2 separate regions of the Homo sapiens genome follow, and region 2 is linked to region 1. A link is a loop called in an ENCODE intact Hi-C map of the cell type or tissue named here. Cell type or tissue: HepG2. All regions are shown on one strand.

Region 1 (8,000 bases):
GATAATGAAACATTAAATGAATCAATCTGTATTAAATTATTATATAATTAGGGGAATATGTTGATAACACTTACATGCTTTCTTCCCCTACAATGCATACCGCAGAGAGAAGTTTAACCACATCTGTCATCATATTGGGGTGTCTGGGATCCACGGCTTTGGCCAATAAGGAAAGGCTCCTCTCCTCACTCATAATTCTTTCCAAGCCATACTATAATATTTTGAAAATAAGAGGTCAAATGTTAGAAATTAGTTAGAAAAATAATACCCTGAAGGAAATGTAGTTATTAAAAAAAATTTATAGGACATTTTTACACTTACTAAAGCTAAAAAATATAGACTGTGTAACACTCTAAAAAGTTCATGGCTGGGCACGGTGGTTCACGCCTGTAATCCCAGAACTTTGGGAGGCAGAGGCGGGCAGATTACCTGAGGTCGGGAGTTTGAGACCAGCCTGAGCAACATGGAGAAACCCCCTCTCTACTAAAAATACAAAATTAGCCAGGCATGGTGGTGCATGCCTGTAATCTCAGCTACTCGGTAGGCTGAGGCAGGAGAATCACTTGGACCCGAGAGGTGGACATTGCAGTAAGCCAAGATCACGCCATTGCACTCCAGCCTGGGCAACAAGAGCAAAACTCCGTCTCAAAAAAAAAATAAAATAAAAAGTTCATAAGGGTATTCACTTTATGTCAAGAACCACAAAACTAAACCAAATAAAGATAACTCAAGGTGATCTTACAACAATACAGCTGACAATTATTAAGACAGGTTAAGTAGCCAAATTGAGAAAGTGGGAAGCAGTCAGAAACATGGGATTTGCCAACAGAAGCATATGAAACAAACAGCCAGATACGGAACCAGACACTGAGGCCATGAAAATCTTTTTCCTGGGAAGGAAGGTTGGTAAGAGATATATTATCATAAGCAAACACACAGATCAACACTGTCCAAGAGAAATATAATGTAAACCACATGAGTAATTTAAAAATTTCAAGCAAGCAAAACTATTTTCAATAAAATTAATCCAATATACCCCAAATATTACCATTTCAACATATAACCAATATAAAACATTTATTGATGACATTTCACTTCTTTTTCTTCCTAAATAGTTGAAATCCAGTGTGTATTTTATACTGTAGCACATCTCAATTCAGACTAGCCACACTTCAAATGCTCAGAAGCCACATGTAGCTACCATATTACAAAATACAGGCCTAGATATTAGCACTTAGTTCATAAATAAGCAAAAACTGAAGGATGATTTGAGCAGATACCATGTAGAAACTGCCACAATGGGCACAGGTATTCTAATCACAATGGTATTTATTATAAGGAAAACAATGCAGTTGTAAACTCATTCTATAAATGAGACGATTGGGATTAGGATAAAGTTTATTTACTACTGCCAGGAAGTCAAATCCAATTAGAAGATAAGTTATGTTAATGATGTATCTATGAAAGATAACTGTCAAAATACAGAAGATGAATAGAAACAATAAAACAGTACTATTTATCTAGCATGCATCTCAGAGGATCCTACTAAAGCATGAGAACTGACTAATCAGAGTTACTACCAAACACTAAAAAAGGGCCTTATTCCCAATTACAAGCCTATGAACTAAACTCAAAATCAGCACTACATGTAAGCATTGAAGTTGAATCTATAACCAGCTTAGACCCAAGTACTTTGATTGTGATAAAATCCTATTTATAACTTTCCTATCTTGTATATGGCCATTTATGCAAAGAAACCTTGTACTGGGCTGAAATACTCCATTTACTTTAAACCACTATCTGAGAAACACAGGAACAATGGAGAAAGTATGAGGAAAGGCCAAGGGCCCAAGAATATGAATTTTGGAGAGATTACTCTGTCTTGTTAGTAATAGGGAAAAGTTTACAACAAGACAGCTAAACAGTCAGGAAATACTTACTTTTATGATAGCCTGGGCTATTACCTAACTGGAAAAAGAATGAAAAGGCAGGCACAGGACCAGAAACTACAATATGCCTTGCTAATCATTCCAGGGAATTGTCAGGTTTATAAAGTACCACTTAGATTCAATTCAGAAAGTCAGTCAATGATTACCAAGTACACAAGAGCTGGCTCTGTCCTAATAAATCTGGGAATTGAGTAAAGCTTGCCTCTAGCATTTCCCCTTCTTTTCCCACCTACCTGGTTGTCCTTAGCTAACACCTGCCCTTCTAGAATCAGAATCCTGTGACTCCTCCAGCCACCCAAGGTGACTCATGCTGACTTCCTCCAAGTGATACTACCTGCCTTCTCTGCCAAACCCTCTGGCCCTAACCTATCATGTATGAAAGGTGAAATAGGAGCATACTCTGATTTCACAGTTTTAACCATCATCCTGTGACCCCAAAAGTCCATCACAGGTAACGTTCTCTGATTTTGGTAATGCAAAAATGTGTCACACTCATTTTAAGACTGGAATGAGGCCAATTACTACTACTCAGTATCTATAAATACAGAATTGCTACTTGTATAAATTACTCTCAATTATTTAAAAAACATAGCAAAACAAAACAAAAACTGTTGACTCTGTGTGAGAAGTTGTCAACTTACCAGTGCTCGGATTAAAGTGCATTTAATGAGGGCTGTTTTAGGTTAGAGAGGCATGACAAATTTTGAAAGGTCTAAGGATGTATCTTTCCTGAATGTCAAGGACCCACTCCGGACAATATGGTAACTGGCCTGTTCTAAACTGAGGATCAATGCCAGGTTCCGCCTGCATTCCACATGAGGCCTATTATTAGCTAATAGATGGAATTTCAGGCACTGAAGATGATGTTTTAGGTAGAGGAAAGTTAATGCTCTAAATCCTCGTGTAGGACGCCCAACATCTGGACGCACACAGCATGACTACTAGTGCTGAGCAGCCACCCACAGTGAGTTAATCCCAGTAGCAGAAATAATGTGGTTAAAGTTGCTGGCTTCAGAAGCAAAGCACCCGCACCTTGGGTGCACTCTTCAAAGCAACACACACAGTTAACTGACCAAACTGAAGTCTCTGTTCTAATTACCTTTCAATTTGAATATACTAACTTTTCATCCTTATTATCTTTTCTTTCCCCTACGCAATTAAAATTCTCTTCCATTTAAAAAATACTCTTAGTCCAATTTAATGTTATAAGAAATTCACTTTCATGTAATGTTATCAAATTTGCCCATTAATTGTATAATTAATTACTAGTACCAAATAAGGTACCACATTTTTTTCCTCTTAAAACTTATATTTTCACCATTCAATGAATGCTAATAAAGACTGTATAAGTGAGGTTTAACAAATTTTGTACTTATAGATGTGATCAAATAAAGATTAAGACAACCATTAACCAATCTTGAAGGGAAAAAAAACTTCACCAAAAATTTCACATATTGCTAGGTTTAGAGTTCAGACACTATAATACTAAGTAACAATAACTTAAATTAACTTTTTATTCTTAATAACACAGATAAAAGCACCAAATAAAATGGCAATATTTTATAGCTCCATGTATATAAACTACAAGCAACAAAAATCTCTTAAGAGAAAAATAGTATATTAATTAGAAAATAAAGTTCAATCTTCCTCAGATTCATTATGAAACAAAGTAAGAATATTATCTTCTATTTACCACCTTAATTTAACCATGATATTCTTCTTAAATTCAAATTATGATCCAAATGTCCCTTTGGTTTAAAAAAAGTTCCTAGATTTTTTCTACTTTTGGCTTTTCCATCACCAATGAAATTTCCAATTTCTATATTCTCACTTTAAAAAGGGCTTCCTAAACCAGTTCTATGTACTTAGTGGGCAAAGACCTCTCCCTATCAGCAATTTGATTCTTTCATTCATTTACTCTTAAAACAGATATGTAAAAAGCTACCTTATATATCTAATATCTGATTTTCAAAGAACCGTGAATTCAGCATAGAAAGGAGTTGTGATTCCTACATCACATATTTTCTTTGAAAATAATATCTGTTTAGAGGAGGCAAGGAAGAAAAAATATTTCATTGGTTAAAAATAGAAAGCTTAGCTCCAGAAAATGCTTAAAAATACACAGTTTAACAAGACAAAAATAATTAGAAAATATAAATATTTGCTAATACATGTAGTAAAATAAATATAAAATAAATCAATAATTTACGTACTAGTACTTAAGTGTGTAGCCCTATAAAAGTTTGTTTTTAAATTAGAATAAGGCAAAATATTATAATTAAAATTAATCAGAAATATACAGATGCTTTTGCTATAAAACAAAAATAATCGTACCACCACAGGTAAAATTTCCCCCCCTGCTGTCTAACAGCAACTTAAACACCTATCATCACTTCACACATCATGAGGTAAATGTGTTTAGATGCTGGAGCTTAAAGAAACAGCATAGGATAATGCTAATTTCTACAGTTAACAGTATAAAAGCAAAAAAGAAACATTGCTAGATAAACCTAAAATCTAACTTCAGTAAAGAGCTTAAGAATTCCTCTTTTTTTCTAGTTTTTTTGTTTTGTTTTGTTTTGTTTTGTTTTGTTTTGTTTTGTTTAAGGACAGGGATTCACTTTGTCTCCCAGGCTGGAGTGCAGTGATTCGATCACAGTTCACTATAACCTCAAACTCCTGGGCTCAAGCCACCCTTTCATCTCAGCCTCCTGAGTAGCTGGGACTGCAGGCATGTGCCGCCATGCCCAGCTATTTGTTTTACTTTTTGTAGAGATGGCGTCTCACTATGTTGCCCAGGCTGGTCTCAAACTCCTAGCCTCAAGCAATCCCTCCTGCCTCGGCATCCCAAAGCGGTAAGATTATAGGTGAGAGCCACAAGCAGGTTTCTCCCTTCTAATGTAACCTCTTTAACTATGCAAATTCCTCCATATTACGTTTATTCTCAATATTACTTGGGTTAAGCCTCATTGCTCTATTTCTGAGACCTGCTTATATCTGTTTACATTAATTTCATTGTAGATTTTAAATTCCTAGAATATAAGAAATCTTCCTAACTTGAACCTTTGGTAATAAGTATTATTGCAGCTCACATTTAATAATCATGATCTTAAAGCTGACTCACGCCGTACTTTTGAGAGTTAGGAGAGGGAGGAAATGAAGGAAGGAAGAAAAGAGGAAGAGTAGGACAAAAAAGCAGAGAAAGGGTGGTGGGTGGAGAGAAAAAAAGAAAGAAGATGGGGTTGGGGTGGGCAGGGTTGAGAGGGAGGAAAGGGTGGGGAGAGATAATTAACCTATACATGAGGAGTTCAGCACCAGAAGAGGTTTATTCATTATCAAGTTTCTCCTATTGCAAGACAGTTGAAACTAGAATTCAATAAAATTCAATATTTTTCCATCATGTACTAAAAAACACATCAGAACAATTTACCATCACTTTACTGCAACTGAAAATCATATATTACAAAATTGGTGACGGACAAATACTAATTACGTATGTACATACCTGCGTATTCATCAGGGCTTTTAGACACTGTATGACTTTATGTTGATTTTTCTTTACAACTTTTTCTTGGCTGTATTGACATAAAAAATAGCAGTGTTGGAATTATAATTGGACATATGAATGATGCTTACTTGAAAATAATTATTAGCAATACTTACATTTTTCCACTAATCAGTTTTTCCAAAATGTCTAATAATAATCCAAGCCCTTCATGTCCAAAGCTTTCCACCCAACTGAAAAACAGAAAAAAGACAGTTACACATTGTCAGTAACGCAGCTTGTGTTATCATATTATATACCTACAAGTATTTTATATTTGCTATATTCCTAATCGTAACTAAAACATAAGAATAACACCATATATAAAAATTATTCATGACTCATCTTAGTTGTGAAAGAAGCAAAGATGGATATGCCAATAGTGTGCTAAACTCCGCTTGCACAGGCTTGTAAGAGCAGACTGTGCCCATCTCTTCCATGGTTCATGTTTAGGGACATCACGTGGGTAGCTTGAAATCAGCCACAGTGAAAGTATTCACACCAAAGAAACTGGCAAACCAATCAGAGCCTCCCCCACCCACGCACCCAGAGCTGGCTCTAAACATTTACCAGCATACCACTAATTACAGCCCATTTGGGGCTATGCCAAAGAAGACAAATTGTACAAGTGAGTAAAGATCTATGGAGGAAAGATGTAGATCAACATAAAGAAAAAGATTACTGGCAAAAATTAATTAAAAAAAAGAGATGCTTTAGCAGAATTCCCCAAACCACTGAAATACATTCCTACAAATGTTAAGAATTTCCTAAGTTTCAAAGTTCAGTTGCTTTAAAAACAAACAAACAAACAAACAAACTGCATCACTGGGTTTTAAATGAGTTATCTCCATGTTCACCAAACCAAACCTGTCCCATAAACCCACTGACCCAATCACAGGCCTTTACATAACTAGAACATTACTGTCACTAGACAACAGCTTGCCTGGATTACATGAAAACTACCTCGCTAGAAATGAATACCTTTTCTCAGTGGAGATTAGTAAACCTAGGCCAATAAATAATAACAATGATAATAATCTGTCACCAAAAGAATGAAGGAAAGAAAAGATATATGTGTGTATATTTATTTGTATGCCTGTACTTATATATGTGATTTTATATATGTGTATGTGTACTGTTTGAACAGTAAGATGTTAAAAACAAAATTTCGGCCAGGCGTGGTGGCTCCTGCCTGTAATCCCAGCACTTTGGGAGGCAGAGGCGGGTAGATCACCTGAGGTCAGGAGTTCGAGACCAGCCTGACCAACATGGTGAAACCCCATCTCTACTAAAAATACGAAATTAGCCAGGGGTGGTGGTGCATGCCTATAATCCCAGCTACTCGGAGAGGCTAAGGCAGGAGAATCACTTCAACCCAGGAGGCAGAGGTTGCAGTGAGCCGAGATCGCGCCATCGTACTCCAGCCTGGGCAACAAGAGCAAAACTCCATCACAAAAAAAAAAAAAAATTCAAGGAATGAAAAACAGAACACTATAAAGAATAAAAACAAGCTTAAGTCATATATCAGAAAATACCAAAATATCATTTTTTCTTAAGATACAACATTTCCAGTGAAAAGAGAATAAAAACCAAATGCAACATATTTATATAAAAAATACAAATATTGAGTAAAATCCAGCTTCTTCATTTGCATATTTCTGTAAATACAACTTGACACCTATCAATGTTGAGGATTTCTGATTTTACAAAAAAGAAAAAGAAATTTGCCATTTAGACTGGCAATCTCTTGTCAGACAATATTTTACTCATCTCTTGCCAGTGAAAGCCATGAAATAACTAATTTTTAAAATGCACTTAAACAGGAAAGATACTCTCTTGTAAAAGACTGAAGATTGCTATTATAGTTAAGGTAAGGAAAAAAGTTAAACAGAGGTTGTTTTCAAACCAGGCTGCTACTTCAAAAGTGAAGGGTTTACTCTTCACTATCAGCGACACACAGATTATCTGTAGGCATTTTGAATCTTGTTTTTATGTTTCATGAAAACAACTACAGCATCTCACTTAACTGTTTGCCTTGTTGACATCCTATTCTGAATTTATTCCTATTTCACATGCAGCAGGGAAGTGAGGAGAAATCTGAGAGTTTTACTTGGGCTGACATTGAGATGCATGGAGAGAGACTGTTCATAAGGCACTCCTCTTTAATACTTCACAGAGGGCCTTCAATATTTTGTTTGAAGTAAGTTTTCAACAATATCCATATTCAAAAGTATAGCCACAAAGATATTCTAAAGCCAATATAAATGGTTTCAGATTATTCATACTGCTATCACCTTTAATCATTGTGAAGAATAAAATCACTGTTCATCAAACTGCCTCACACCAAAATAGGCAAAGTAATTTTAAATTATGTTAATATAACAAAAAGACTTTGTTACACTTAATATGCTTATATTATGACCCACTATAAAATTTAAGAAACACAAATCCATGTAAATCAGTAAGTTCTCTGATCTACATAATTAATAATAAAAAATAGCTATTTA
Region 2 (8,000 bases), 160 kb after region 1:
GATACTTAACTAAGGTTCAGTTGAAAGTGTTAGATGTCACTACCAGATCGTATTCCCAGTATTAAATAAGTAGAAAAAAGGAATTAGGTAATTATTAAGACTCTTGTAAGATTACAGTTTAATTCCTTTAAAGCACAATTACTAAAACCTAAATATAATTTGTTGAGTCACTTGGAAAATAATTTGTCTGACAATAGCAAATAGAAATTATGTCCCAAAGCTAAAAAGAAATGTAAAATAAACGATAAGAATTCTGTGGTGCCCAATAGAGATTTTCAAATTGTCTGTTTCTTTCATCTATATTTCTGTCTCATCACCACATATGCTTTTCTTTTTATCCTCAGGTGAATTGCTGTGTTGTGGACATTCCTCAAGATCAAATGTACATAAAACCTGTCTGTATCTACGTCTCTCCTTAGGGTGTCCATTTGTGTGCATTATTTGCTTTCTGTTTTGTTCTTTGAACCCATTGTAACACAATAGACTTAAAATTATTTACTAAATTTGCTTTGATTAAGGTATTGCTGTTTATATTTGGGTCATGAAAGAGTAACGTGTAATTAGTTGCAACAGTTACAAGGGCAAGTTAGCGTCCTTACCTTTTTGCTGAGATGTCTGAAATATTTACAGTTTCTTGTGAAATCAAGCTGTGCCTGCACACTGTCCTGACACTGCAGTCACAAGTCACCAGATAATTTTATACTGCCAGAGCCTCATTCTCAGTCTTTGATCCCTCTTTATTTGCTGCTGTTGATCACAGTATCCTTCTTGAGACTCTTTTCTCACTTATTTCTCTCATCATCTCTCTAAAAATTATCTCCCTGACCTCTGCTTGGGCTTTTCTTTCTCTCCCCATCTTCTAGTGGGATGGTATGCCTCTTTGTGTAGAATGCTTTGAGACAGAAAGCCTGATTTAGTTCCACTATGTGGGCACCTTCCAAATAATAAAACAACTGGAGGAGTGAATGCTTACTCAGGACAAATCTGCCTCAGTTTATTCATGGGGAAAATGAGGAGTTCAAATTGTATTCCCCAGACATTCAAACTGGGATACTCAGAGCTCTAAGCTTTCACACCAGTACTTCAGGGACCACTGCAGAAGGTGAGGGAAAAAGCATCCATGTGGTATGATTCTAGACCCTCCCTCTAGGGACGTTTAAACTGACATTGCTTTTACCTGTTTGTTTTATTATTCAACACGAGGTACCATGTGAAACAAAAAAAGAAGTCAGCAAAAAAGAATAAAACCTTTATTAAATGAAATGGGTTATAAATCAGTGTTTCTTTTTTCTTTCAGTTTTAGAGATGAGGGTCTCGCTATGTTGCCCAGGCTGGTCTTGAACTCCTGGGCTCAAGTGATCCTCCCAACTCGGCCTCCCAAAGTGCTGGGATTACAGACATGAGCCACCACACCCGGCCAAATCAGTGTTTCTTAACCTTTTTTCAAAATCGTCCTTTTGGGCTGGGCACGGTGGCTCATGCCTGTAATCCCAGCACTTTGGGAGGCCGAGGCAGTCGGATCACCTGAGGAGAGGAGTTTGAGACCAGCCTGGCCAACATGGCGAAACCCGGTCCCTACTAAAACTAAAAAAAATACAAAAATTTGCCAGCCCTGGTGGCGCATGCCTATAATCCCAGCTACTCAGGAGGCTGAGGCAGGAGAATTGCTTGAACCCTGGAAGCAGAGGTTGCAGTGAGCTGAGATGGCACCATTGCACTCCAGCCTGGGCGACAAGGGAGACATTCCATCTCAAAATAAATAAACAAATAAATAAATAAATCAGCCTTTTAAAAAATCTTTTAGACATTTTTCTTAATTGTCCTCCTCTATGAAATTTTACTACTTTAGATATACTGTATATGTTTAGGTACTATATGTATGCCACTGTTTTGTATCTAAAAAGAGAACATTTATTTGCCCCCTAAGAACCAATTTTCATAACCTCAAAAATGTGAATTTTCATAATAAATTTTCAAGGGTAATAGTCCCCCCTGTACTGTAAATCACCTAAATAACCCACTAAATAAATAATTGGGTAACTTCGAGCTACTTTCTTATCCTTGAGAATCTCTATTTCCATTTACAAAACAGGAGAAAGCACTTGGTACATATTACATACTCAATAAAGGTTAATTTTTTTTCACCTTGAAAGTCTCATGCAGTCTGACATTCTATGAAATTACAATTCTACTTGGATCTTCCCAATTTAAACATAAAAAGCCACCTCTCACAGTCCTACTGCTATCACCTTCCCCTCCCGATTGCCAGTGTCTGCCGGCGTTAGCACTGTTCTTTAGTATTCCAAGCAGAAATCCGGAACGTTCTCTTTGATTTTTCCCTCTCTTTGACAAATTACACCTAATTCAAGGTGGCATAGGGTGAACAAAGAGTAGTACCATCCCAAAACTCTGGGAAGGAGGAATGAAATAGGTTGCCTCGCTGATAATTAAACCAATTACATTAACATATAATAGGAAGGAGATTATTTTTTGTTTGTTTTCTGAGTTAAAAAACTGGTAATTTTTACTTCAAGAGTATATTAATCTATCAGCAAAGAAGAATATTAACCAGAGGTTGCCGTCAGAATCGGAAAGGAGAAAAAAAATGAGCCTATCCCACGGACATCTAAAAATCCAACGCATTACAAATGTAAACTCAGCATTTTTGCCCCTACACCTGTCTCACCCAATAAACTCACCTCACTCAATAGCAACATAGCCTACCCAATTACCTAAGCAGAAATCTGCTCCATTTCACATCCAGCCTCTAAATCCTGTCAATTCTTCATCCTTAATATCGTTCAAATCCATTCTCTCCACACCATTGCTCCACCTGAGAACAGGCTCTGCCCCTGCTCCCCCAGACAGGTGACCCAGCCCAGCTTTCTGAGGCTATGCTCGGATCCCTCCAACGCATTCTGCAGGCTGTTGCCACAGTGCTGTCTGTAAAAAGGATATCTAATCATCTACGTAACTCCCACAGTTTAAAATCCAGCTACTCCACTTCACACCCCTCCAACACCTCAAAAGAATGAGAGGGGGAAACCACTCCAGGAGAAACCGCCACAAAGCAATGTAGCAGTATTGCCTTGACTAGAAAACTGGCAGCAGAAAAACCTTTTAACTAGTTGCTTTATGTCATGAAACCTACCTTCCGTTGACCTTAAAAGAAACAAACTTGGGCCTAGCCTAGGTAAAGGAGTAACCCCTGAGTTTAGTAAAGTTTTACTTAGTTTATTTTCAGTGTCAAAATGTTTTTTATTAGCTCTCATAAATAATTTCTTTGGGAACTCTTTAATTTTTCAGGGACATAACTACATGTGTCATGGTCCCCTGTAGTTATAATGTAATCCTGGATTCAGAAATACAGAATTGCTAATTTTATAGGTCAGGTGAGTCTCAATCTTCTCATTCTAAGAATTAGTATACAGAATATATTGTAAAACAATATTCTACTATTCTTACAATTAAGCCTGATTCATAGTTCTGTACTGTTTAATTTACTACATATGGTCATGCACCACATAACATTTTAGTCAATGACAGACCTCAAATACGATGGTGGTCCCATAAGATTCTAATACTGTATTTTTACTCTACTTTTCCTATGTTTAGGCATGTTTGGATACACACGTTTGCCACTGTGTTGTAATTGTATGTCTCTCAAATTCTGAAATATTAGAATGACATCCTGTGTTCTGAAATCCCAGTTTAGAAAGTTAGGTCAAACTAGAAGTACCATTTAATTTTAAAAAGCATTTCGCTAAACTTACTAAAGACAGAGGAATAAGTGGTTACTAAAAGAAAACAGACTGTGCCTGAACATTAGGGTTTAACATATATTTGAAGGAGGATAATACATGTTTGCACAGTCTTGTGGTTTTTAGGTGGGACCTTTGGCAGGTGACTAGGACATGAAGGCAGAGTGCTCATGAATGGGGTTAGTGTCCTTATAATAGGGACCTCAGAGAATTTTCTTGCCCCTCCACCATGTGGGGATCCAGCAAGAGGACAAACAAAATAAAGTAAATTTATTAACACAGTATGTAAACAAAATAAAATTATTTACACGGTATTCACAGTATATTATACTGTACAGTATTCAGTACAGTAACATGCTGTACGGGTTTCCACCTAGGAGCAATAGGCTATGCTACATAGTCTAGCTGTGTAGCAGGCTGTATGACCTAGGTTTGTGTAAATGCACTCTATGATGTTTGCGTAATGATGAAATCACCTATAATGCATTTTGCAGGACGTATCCCTGCCATTAAGCAACGTATAACTGTATTTCCTTCCTCCATTTTCCTAGCTTTAATTCTACTGCAAAATCTCTCCAAAACTCTTCAGTTTAGACCTATATCACCATCTCTCCTTTTTCTCTTTTCCAGTAATTCTTTTCCTTTACCTCAGGTTGTGTCTTCATAAATATGTCTCCAATATTTTTCTTTTCTTAAAGACAAATACTTGAGCCTAATTATCATCTCACCATATGGTTTCTCTTCTCTTCGTTATTCCTCATACCTATCACGCAGTTCTTCTGCAATTGCTATCAAAATTCACCTGACCTCTTCCCATTATATTTGTACACCTCTAAACTTACCATCTGCCATTGTCCTTCAGATGGCTACTAAATCCTGAATTCATTTTAAGGTCTTGCCATTCTATAACTGTTTCTCACCTCTTCAGTTGTATGATTCCCTAAACCTAATTTCCACTTCTTACTAACAGGAGAGAGTGAACTGTCATAAACAAAATAAAACATTCACTATGACAAGAAAGAGTTGCAACTTACCTGTTTCCTGAAAGTGGTCTTGAGCAAGGACAAACCATGCTGGCAAAGGAAGAAAGGAGAAGCGCTACTGAAGATGCTAAAAAGACAATTCTGGTGCACCATGGCCCTGCTGAAGTTCTTCTGAGATATGAACACCTAGGAGACTTGTCTTAGTCCATGTGGGCTGTTATAGTAAAATACCATAAACTGGGCAGCTTATAAACAAAAGAAACTTACTTCTCACAGTTCTGCAGGCTGGAAACTCCAAGACGAAGGTGCCAGCAGACTCAGTGTCTGGTGAGAGCCGGCTCCCTGGTTCACAGGCGCATGTCTTCTTTCTGCAGCCCCACATGCTGGAGGGGCAAGAAAGTTCTCTGCGGTCCCTTCCATAAGGACACCAACCCCATTCATGAGTACTCTGCCTTCATGCCCTAGTCACCTCCCAAAGGTCCCACCTAAAAACCACAAGACTGTGCAAACATGTGTTAGCCTCCTTCAAATGTATGTTAAACCCTAATGTTCAGGCATAGTCTGTTTTCTTTTGGTAACCACCTATTCCTCTGTCTTTAGTAAATTTGACCAAATGCTTTTTAAAATTAAATGGTACTTCTAGTTGGACCTAACTTTCTAAACTGGGAATTCAGAACACAAGACTTCATTCTAATAATTCAGAATTTGAAGTACATGTTCTTTTCCATCGAATTAACACATACGATTTTAGGCCTTTTGAGCATGTCCTCCCCCAGTCTCATTCTTTTGGTGGAAAGCATTCCCATCTTTGAGTTCTACCTCAATATAGCAGCACTCAGCCCCTTCAGATGTTTTGGTTGATTTTGGATGAATTTTTTTCTACTTCTCTGTGTCTTTACTAACATGTGATAACCAGAACCACAGACTGAATTTCATATGTAAATGAACCATGCTTTTATATGGCAATGGGATATGGTTTTCATTCATTTTCAAAAGATTCAAATGTGAAAATGTACCAATTTCAAAATAGATAGTTTACCTAACAATGACCCATGAGTTTATTTCAAAACAGAAAACTTCTTTTTTTTTTTTTTTTTTTTTCTGAGACAGAGTCTGGCTCTGTCACCCCGGCTGGAGTGCAGGGGCACAATCTTGGCTCACTGCAACCTCCGCACCCTGGGTTCAAGCAATTCACCTGTCTCAGCCTCCTGAGTAGCTGGGATTACAGGCACCCGCCACCATGCCTGGCTAACTTTTGTATTTTTAGTAGAGACGGGGTTTCACCATGTTAGCCAGGCTGGTCTTGAACTCCTGAACTTGTGATCTGCCTGCCTCGAACTTCTTATAGTAATATGTTGTAAGTAAAAGCATTTTATAAACTGGAAATCACTCTAAAAATACAAATTATGGGCTGGGCATGGGGCTCATGCCTGTAATCTCAGCATTTTCAGTGGCTGAAGAGGGAAGCTCTCTGGAGCTCAGGAGTTCGAGACCAGCCTGTGCAACATAGTGAGACCCTATCTCCACAAAAAATTTTAAAAATTACCTAAGCATGGTAGCATGCACCTGTACTTCCAACTACCCGTGGGGCTGAGGTAGGAAGATTGCTTGAGCCCACGAGGTTGAGGCTGCAGTGAGCTGTGACTGCACACCATTGCACTCTAGCCTGAGTGACAGAGCAAAACCCTGTCTCCAAATATATATATGCATACACAGACACACACATATATATACATACACACATATACATAAAAAAATTACTACTTTTTCTTGTATGTGTTGTAATTTTCTCCAGTATGTTTTTCTCTGGTATGCTATATAGGTATCAGAATATATAAATATATATATGTGATATATAGTTACATATATATGAGATAGTTATATATACACAAATATATAGAATATATATTTTCAAATGTGTTATATTTTAAATATTTATATTATTTTTATATTATATATTAAAATACACTTTATGTATATAAGAAATAGATATATTTTAAGATGTTCTTAACGTTAGTTTTCATTCCATGGACTACCTCACTGATGTTGTGAAGTTAGCTGAAAGCATGACAGATGGCAGGAAAATAACATTTAGTGTTAGAACTGTGTCATAAATTATTCATAAGTGAATAATGTATCCTTCACAGATAATCAGGGGTTGATAGTACCATAACCTGAGGACTGATAGAAAGTGCAGGTTCAGAGATGTATTTGTCAGAACTGCTTCATTGCAAGTCACAAATTCTCAACTCAAACTAGTTTAAGCACATAGGACATTTTATTTTCTCACAACACTGAGAAAAATACCTGGGAAGTTCACATGATAGAAGCAACTAGATCTGGAGGTGGTGATGAGGCCTGCTTACACACTTTGCAAAATTAAAATGCAAAATGTCCTATTTAAAAATTATTAAGAATTTCTAGATGGTAGAGCATGAAACCAAGTGTGGGGGCCCTTCTAGGATCAGAATTGCGTGTGACTATATATGTGACATGCCCATAAACCTGGTCCTGCTGGAGATTCAAGTCAACCAGGACTTCCCTTCCCTTTTACACTCTGAAATGTCTCATATCTACTTTTCTCTTTTTTTTTTTTCTTTTCCTTCTCTGTTTTCCTCATTGTCTCCTACTGCAGAGGGGTTGAGCCAGTCTTCTTTGCTAATTCAAGCACATAAGGTCTCAGAGAGGGCTCTGATTGGTCAGGCCTAAGTGAAAAGCCTCTCTGTTGAGGAGATCTGCAGGGAAGAGGTGGAGTTATACATGTGAAATAATGGTATGGACCCATACATCCAAATCACAAGGAACTGGGGAAGGGCTCCTCAAAGGAAACTGGAATGTTCGTACCAGTAAACATGAGATGGAACAGTATCCTAAACAAGCAAAACTGAAATTACCACATAAAACCCACTGGGTTTGATTTGCCACCCTACTGGTTGTAGTTTTTTAATCTTTCTAATTCACAGTTGTGAAGATTAAATGAAGTGGTTAATACTACATTATGGGCATTCAACCTATATTAGTTCGTTTTGTATTTTCTTTATCTTTTTTTTTTTTTTTTTTTTTTGAGGTAGAGTCTCACTCTGTCTCCCAGGCTGGAGTGCAGTGGTGCAATTTTGCCTCACCACAACCTCCACCTCCCGAGTAGCTGGGATTACAGGCATGCGCCACCACACCCAGCTAATTTTTGTATTTTTAGTGGAGACGGGGTTTCACTATGTTGGTCAGACTGGTCTCAAACTCCTGACCTCAGGTGATT

The links. Peaks named below come from ENCODE experiments on the same cell type or tissue, not always from the same donor. Only the 100,000 strongest peaks of a DNase experiment are listed, where the experiment ranks them.
Region 2: a loop joins it to region 1, with 27 times the contacts of the local background. A loop is called at or near these places in 3 of 110 quality-filtered maps.

The regions. Positions count from the first base shown.
Region 1 is chr13:60,010,459-60,018,458 of GRCh38, forward strand. It overlaps DIAPH3 (diaphanous related formin 3), which reads right to left. Exons shown (of 28, transcript NM_001042517.2): 6 at 5,613-5,687; 7 at 5,455-5,524; 8 at 75-211. DIAPH3-AS1 (DIAPH3 antisense RNA 1) reads left to right here and starts at 2,260. Exons shown (of 5, transcript NR_109838.1): 1 at 2,260-2,400. In HepG2, no CTCF peak of the experiment used is centred here; no DNase peak of the experiment used is centred here.
Region 2 is chr13:60,171,644-60,179,643 of GRCh38, forward strand. LOC105370227 (a long non-coding RNA gene) reads left to right here. Exons shown (of 2, transcript XR_942001.2): 2 at 345-503. Among named protein-coding and RNA genes, the nearest start is that of DIAPH3, 12 kb to the left of the region's middle. In HepG2, no CTCF peak of the experiment used is centred here; no DNase peak of the experiment used is centred here; H3K27me3 peaks cover 460 bases.